Linked DNA regions of Homo sapiens: region 2 is linked to region 1. Evidence: chromatin contacts called from ENCODE Hi-C or POLR2A ChIA-PET data. All regions are on one chromosome and are shown on one strand. Each heading gives the region's core, a stretch centred on a gene start or an enhancer-like site at or near the end of the contact. The rest is flanking DNA. Distances are from core to core; before and after follow the strand shown.

Region 1 (3,238 bases), core at 226-2,725:
CTTCTCCACCCCAAAACAAAATAATGATCTACCAATCTTGCGAACACATTAAGACAAACTCCCTACAGGAAGGAGCATGACTTAAACAAGTTCAAGATACTTTGTCAGTCTTAACCTCAGGTATCTTGGCTGAAGGGATTAAATCATTAGACTTTACGTACCCAACCTCTTCCTAGCAATAGCAGATACATAATTTGCAAATACTGTTTCAGAGCTCTCTGGACCTTTCACGTTAAAATAAGCATACTTGATGGTGGGGAGACAGTGATTCTTACATTTAGGAAACAAATGCTTCCGATTGTGACCGTATGGAAGTGGAAAACAGCTTGCAATTGGAGAGTCTAAGAATTGAATTTCTTTTTAAAGTAAGAAACTGCCTCACTGCCCCCATCCCCAAGTGTAGGAAGATATAGAAACAGCTTACTGGCCAAGAATAGAAGAGGGAACCAGTGGAGAGGGACGGATTTGCAAGATAGCCTCTGGAGAAAAAAAAATCACGAGGGAGAAAAATCGGCTTCATACTATGGAGAGATGGGCGGGGTTGGGAAGCCTTGCTGCTGGTCTTGGGAAGCCTTGCTGCTGGTCTTGGGGACGTGATCCCCTGTCCCTAAGTGTGCCCCTGGAGGTTGTGGGGGAGGGGTATCCTCAACACAGAGGCCTGACCACCAAATCCCGGGCTGCAGAGCCAACAATCCTCCTTTGGGCTCCTGCACAGACTAAAAACAAAAAACTCTGAGAACTCCGACAAGTCAACGAAAGTCTGATCCCGTCAAGCCCGCACTCGCAAACCCCCACCGTGCTGCACTGGGCCCCGGCCCTCCCGAGCTCGGTCCCCTCGGACGACGGTCGTCGCCACTGCGGGCACCAGATTGGGGGGCGGGCCGCTCACCCCGCGGTCCTGCCCCACACCGACCCCGCTGAGGAGCCCCCGGCACCCGGGGCGACCAGGGAAGGCGGGAGGAGGTGCCCAGAAACTGCTCGTCCTGCCAGTCGCACCTGGCCGACGACTCTCTGGCCACTGGTTTGGTCTGGGGGATACGATTTCCCATTCAACTGAATTAGACCCGAGGCCGCGGCGGGGAGGGCAGCGGCCGGGGTCTCTCCGTTTCCTCCCCCGGCTCGCCTCCACCTGTTGCGGGAAAGTCGCGGTGGAGCGCCCGAGGGCGGCCGCAACCCCGGCCGGGGCCGAGCCGGGCTGGCCGAGCCGCGGCGGCGAAGGGCGGGGGAAGGCGCTCTCGGAGCAGGGTGCGCGGCGCGCAGGGCCGGTTGTTCCGGGCCGCGGCCGCGCGGGCGGGGAGGGGGCTGCCGGCGCCGGGTGATTTCGGTGCCAGCCCGCCGGCCCCGCTCGCCGTCCCCTGCCCGACGGGACCCCCACTATCCCCGCTGTGCGGTCACCTGTTTCGCTTCGCACTGCGCCGTCGCCGCCCCTGTGGCCGTCGCCGCCAGCTCCTAGCTCCGCCATGGTGCTCCGATGACGCGCCCGGAGAGCCGCTCCGCCCTTTCCTCGGCTTGGCTCCCGCCGGCCCCCGCCTCCCAGGCCAGCGGCCCAGACAGGTGAGCGCAGTCCGGGGATGGCGGAGGGCGGGGACAGAGAGCGCGGCAGTCGGCTGCGGCCTGGGCCTGGCGCGCCCCCTCGCGGGCAGGTGCGGCGTGGCAGCCGCTCCGACCGCCGCTGCCGAGTCTCGGCTGGAAGAGCGGCGGGCGGAACCAGTACCTCAGTCCGGAGCTTCCGGTCGCCGCGGCCGACCAGCTGAGGGCTCCCGGAGATATGGAGCGGGGTCAGCGAGGCCTGGTGGCGCCTCCTGGAGTCTGGGACGAGCGGCGGTCCGAGGAGCAGCCCAGGTGGGGCGAGGGTACGGAGACGCTATTTCCCTCCGAACTCTGAAGTAGCCAGGTCAGTGTCGGCTCCGCGAGGGCTGGAGTTCACGGTGACAGCCGGCAGAGCATCTGATGCCACGTGGAGAGGCGAAGTACATGGGTCGGATTCCACGCTGGGAGCCGGCCTGGATCTGCGCTTTAGGAAGCCACTGCGGGCGACCCTATCTTGTCGCCAGGACTTCGCATCTGATGAGCCTCAGGGCACACAAGTTAGAGAGGCTTGTGCCGGCTGATGTGGCTTTTCTTTTTCTTAGTTTCCGTTTAGTAAACGACCTTGTGACTTCTGGCTTGCTCAGGAAGACCAGAAAAAAAGGCAATAGGTAACGAATTTTTCTTTTTTTAAAGAAACAGATTATTGGCCGAGGAAAAACCAATTTCGCTCTAAAGGATAAGCAACAAAATACTGAGGGGGGAAAAAGCCTACACAAATGGAAACATACGGCACAAAATCAAGGAGCGACCAGTTCCGCATGGTTACACTAAAATGCACTGCACTCCCACTCTCTGGCTTGGCTGAAGATAACCAGCAAGCTCTGAACAGTTTAAAAGCCTTCCAAGGACTGCAGCAGCACTGGACACACAAGAGAGTCGAGAACAGTATTGGATTTATTGTTAGGGTTACAATTTTCACGATCTTTGCATGCAAAACTTGCCACTCTGAGCCCAGTGAACTATTTTTATTTGGTTTACTTACTGGCTTTCTGGATGACTAGGTAGAGCTTTAACTAAAGAACACTTCTGCTGTGGTCTGTGATGATGAATTTTCCCGTAGTGTCATTTCTATAATGGAATAGGCAAACTGACCATTTAGAATGTGATATTCCTAAATCACATTCAAATCAGTCTTATCAGAGACTTCTAATCAATAAAAATAAAGCACCAGATGGCTAGAGGTAGTTTTTGACCTCAGCTTGGGCCTCAGCAAAGATTTTTTGTGTTTTTTTTAACTACATTAAAACATCAGAGTTTAAGACACTTTTCTTTGAGCATCAGAAATACTCTCAGCTGAATTTAGAGTTGAACTATCCGGAAGAACCCTGGAGAAGGAGGGTGATTTATTTTCAACTTTCTGATTTACCACCGACTTAAATCAACCAATGAGTTCTTTCTTTGACCAAAAAAAAAAAAAAAAAAAAAAAAAAAAAAAAAAAAATTCAAGACTTGTGATGTTTCTATTTGTTTTGTTTTGTTTAGTTTGGTGTGTGCTTACTCATTGTCCCATTCTTTTGATAACCTGTATTTATCTGCCACAAGTTAAACAAAAATAAATGAAATAAGGAACACACCAAAATCCTGCACTTAGGCCCTGTATAGACAGTGTGTTCCAAACCTAAGGAGGTGTCTGCAACAGGGGAGGCTG
Region 2 (3,361 bases), core at 822-3,321, 420 kb after region 1:
CCATAGGAAGCTGTGGTGTGCACCCCTAGAGCCACTATGCCATGACTGTGCCTCCTTGGAGCCACCATCCAGCCTGGAGATCTCCAGGTAGAGTTCTTGGTGGAGATCACACAGGACAGCAATCTGTGGCCATAATACTATTAAAAAGGGGGCAGGGGGCAGTTCATCTTCCTGCAGAGATGGAAGTCAGATTTCCATCTTCCACTTAGATTATGGACAAAGACATTTTCTCTACATTGGTGTTAGTTGGGGCACGGGACCAGGGGGTTAAGCTAACTAGCTTGAAGGGATGTGCAAAATGACCAAGAAAGGGTGTTAGCCACTGCTTACACCCCCTTCAGTTAGCCACTGCTTACACCCCCTTCATGTAGGGGCAAAGAGACAAGAAGGTTCACACATGTGATCTGTCCCAGGAACGTAACAGAAGGTTAAGAACTGAAAGAGAGAGAGAGAGAGAGATAGAAAGATGGGTTCTGTGGTTCAGAAATCACTCCCCACTCTGGTGGGAGTCGGAGATTGGCAGTCAGATGCTGCCACACTTGCTACCATAGGGATGACTGTCATGCCGCAAGGTCTAGTCCAAAGCACATTTAGTTCCCGATGTTAAAGAGGGCTGGGAGGAAGGTGAGTGGTCTGAGAGATGAGAAGAATGCAGACAGGAGAACCAATCTGGTGACATTTTGGTCAAGTGTGCTGTCTTCATTAATTTTCGGTCTCAGGATTCCTAATTATGGAAACCAGCCAATACGTATTTTCTTCAGCCGTTCATCCCTAAGTCCTTCCGGGGCTGGACAGAGGTAATATAACAACTGTCGCCACACGGTGGCAGCAATATCTTCTTGGCTGTGCTCACCTAGCCTAGTGGGTGCTTTTTCTGTAACTGCAGAAGCCATGGCTTTCTCCCCGCTGGGACTTGCTGTTTGAGGAGCTGAGGCGCCTCACAGCACTTATTACAAAGAGTTTTCTTCATGTTTTTCTTTTTCCTTAAATGAATGCCTTGGAAAATATGAGGTTATGCATTACCGGGTAACTTTTTGCTTTTGTTTTTGTGTTGAGGCAGGGTCGCCAAAACAAAAACTTGCTCACTCTGTCGCCCAGGCTGGAGTGCGGTGGCGCCATCTTGGCTGACTGCATCCTCAACCTCCCAGGTTCGAGTGATCCTCCCACCTCAGCCTCCTGAGTAGCTGGGGCTACAGGTGTGCACCACCACATCGGCTAATTTTCTATTTTTTTTTTTGTAGAGATGGGGTTCTCATGATGTTGCCCGAGCTGGTCTCAAATTCCTCGGCTCAAGTGATCCTCCTGCCTCAGCCTCCCAAAGTGCTGGGATTACAGGCTTGGGCCACCATGCCTAGCCAGCGGGTACCTTTCTGTCTTTTCCTAATGGCTAATAATTTAAATCTAACTATATCTGTGAAGCCAGTGGTTTTGCCACAGGATGAGGAGGCGCCAGGGGACGGGAAGGTGACCAGATGTTCTAATTGAGTCAGCCTTGGTTCTGGCAATGAGCAGGTGCTCTGGAAGAAGTCCCAGGCAAGCTCTGCTGTGCCCCTTATCTGAACCGAGCTGATGAGCTGGCCCCCGTCCAGAGGAGGATGACCAGAGCAGAGAGGGATCTGGAAACCAGGAGTGACAGGGACGTGTGGAAGGGAAGGGGATGTTTGCAGAGGAAGGGATGACTTGAACACTACAGTTAAATGTTGGAAGGGTTGTCATGGAGAAGAGAGGTCGTTAGAATCAGGTCGGAAGAACTAGAACTAGTATGCTAGTTTGGAAGGGACGTTAGGAATCCCATCAAACACACTCCTCATTTTACAAAAGAAGAAAATAAGGCTGAGAGAGTGACACTTGTCTGGGGTCACGCCGTTGGCTGGTAACAGACAGACAAAGGACTAGGATACAGCCCTTTGATTATACCCAAATATGGTTGCCCATCAGGTTGTAAGCTATAGGGTGGGTGAGGAGGGTAACGAAGGTGGTGGCCTCTGTTTAGTGTTGAAGCAGAAACTGGGTGTCCAGAGAGTTCCTGAATTGCCCAGAGGGCTGGCCCCAGCCTAGTCACTGGAAAACGTCTGCGTTTACCTCTGACATACTCTATCTCTGTGTGCCATATGACTCACTTAATAACTGCCAGGTAATTCATGGTGATGAAAGTTTGTGTGTAGCGCGTGGGGTGGAGGAGGGAGTTGGTGTCTGGCCTTAGAAAAGGCTGCTTTTATGTGGCAGCAAATAGGAGGCTAGCAAGGTCTCTGGCTGGGGATTGCCTGGTGTCCTTGACCTTGCAGAGTCCCCAGGCTCCATCTTGGGGAAAAGGGAGACAGGAGAGGGAGTATTGCAGGCTTCCGTAGGCCCTCTGGGACGGGAGCAGCACTATGGGGAGATGGGTGAGCTTGTGTGCTGAACATCGCTAACTTCATAGGGCTTTGCTCTTGTCTCCATCCCTGAAAAATCCTTCCTAAGCACTGTATGGTATAAATATTTTAGTATCTGTCCATGGATTGGCTTGTTGTCTTTGTTGAGTTGCACGCATGATCTGGGCCTGGTTTCATCACACCTTGTGCAACTGCGATCATTATCTGGATGACAAAGAAGTGGGTGCAGGCCGTTCCCTGGATACGAAATGCTGAGGCAATTAAGCACATCTAATGACTGTTTTCTTAAGATGAATAGGAGTGATAGCAGTACACAAAGCAAAATGAGGTCTTATAGTCCATGCAGCCCAAGCATGGACTGGTCCTAGTAGAAGGAATGATGTAATTATGCTTCCCAAGTGTCACACCTGTACCATAGGTATTCTGAAATGACTTCATGTGTGATGACAAACATTTTCTTTTTTCTTTTTCTTTGTTTTTTTTTAGAGACAGGGCCCTGCTCTCCCATCCAGGCTGGAATGCAGTGGTGGTGATCATAGCTCACTGCAGCCATGAATTCCTGGGCTCAAGTGATCATCCTTCCTCATCCTCCAGTGTAGCTGGGACTATAGGCACATGCCAGCATGCCCAGCTAATTGAAGAAAAACATTTTCAGATGAAATTGTTGTACATATATCTTCAAGTGTGTTAGAAATATACATCTTGTGTATTAAATTTATTTGCTCAGAATGAGGCTAAAAAAATTAGTTAAAAAAATAAGTAGATAACAGCTGTTACTAAGAGCTGTGTGCTGAGTCTTGTACTAAGTGCTTTGAATGTAGTTCCTCATTTAATCGTCACAATAGCCCTTTGAATTAAATTTTGATTTACAGAAAACTGAATTGAAGCAAAGAGGAGTTGCATAATAACTTGTCCAATTCACAAAATTTTAAAGGGCAGACCTGTGTGAATCCAGACGAACATAGATCTGTCTGAATTCAGAGCCTAGA

The links. Hi-C counts contacts between places; a loop is a spot of excess contacts on that map. ChIA-PET counts read pairs that join two places held with the same protein, here RNA polymerase II (POLR2A). Pooled maps may share reads with other maps.
Region 2: a pooled map shows a loop between it and region 1 (2.3-fold over the local background). The contact joins the enhancer-like site here to the promoter of MAP7 in region 1. A Hi-C loop is called at or near these places in 1 of 50 pooled maps. POLR2A ChIA-PET finds 5 or more read pairs at or near these places in 2 of 52 experiments (K562 and OCI-LY7).

The regions. Positions count from the first base shown.
Region 1 is chr6:136,548,947-136,552,184 of GRCh38, forward strand. It overlaps MAP7 (microtubule associated protein 7), which reads right to left and starts at 1,476. Exons shown (of 18, transcript NM_003980.6): 1 at 1,396-1,476. The coding sequence starts at 1,462. It overlaps MAP7-AS1 (MAP7 antisense RNA 1), which reads right to left. Exons shown (of 1, transcript NR_186370.1): 1 at 1,777-3,238. RefSeq lists enhancers at 312-850, 1,389-1,926 and silencers at 1,148-1,197, 1,208-1,387, 1,428-1,777.
Region 2 is chr6:136,967,505-136,970,865 of GRCh38, forward strand. No RefSeq gene overlaps it. Among named protein-coding and RNA genes, the nearest start is that of NHEG1, 24 kb to the right of the region's middle. Within about 2 kb of position 2,072, at least 4 of the 41 ENCODE cell types and tissues checked have a DNase peak (open chromatin) inside an H3K27ac peak, as active enhancers do.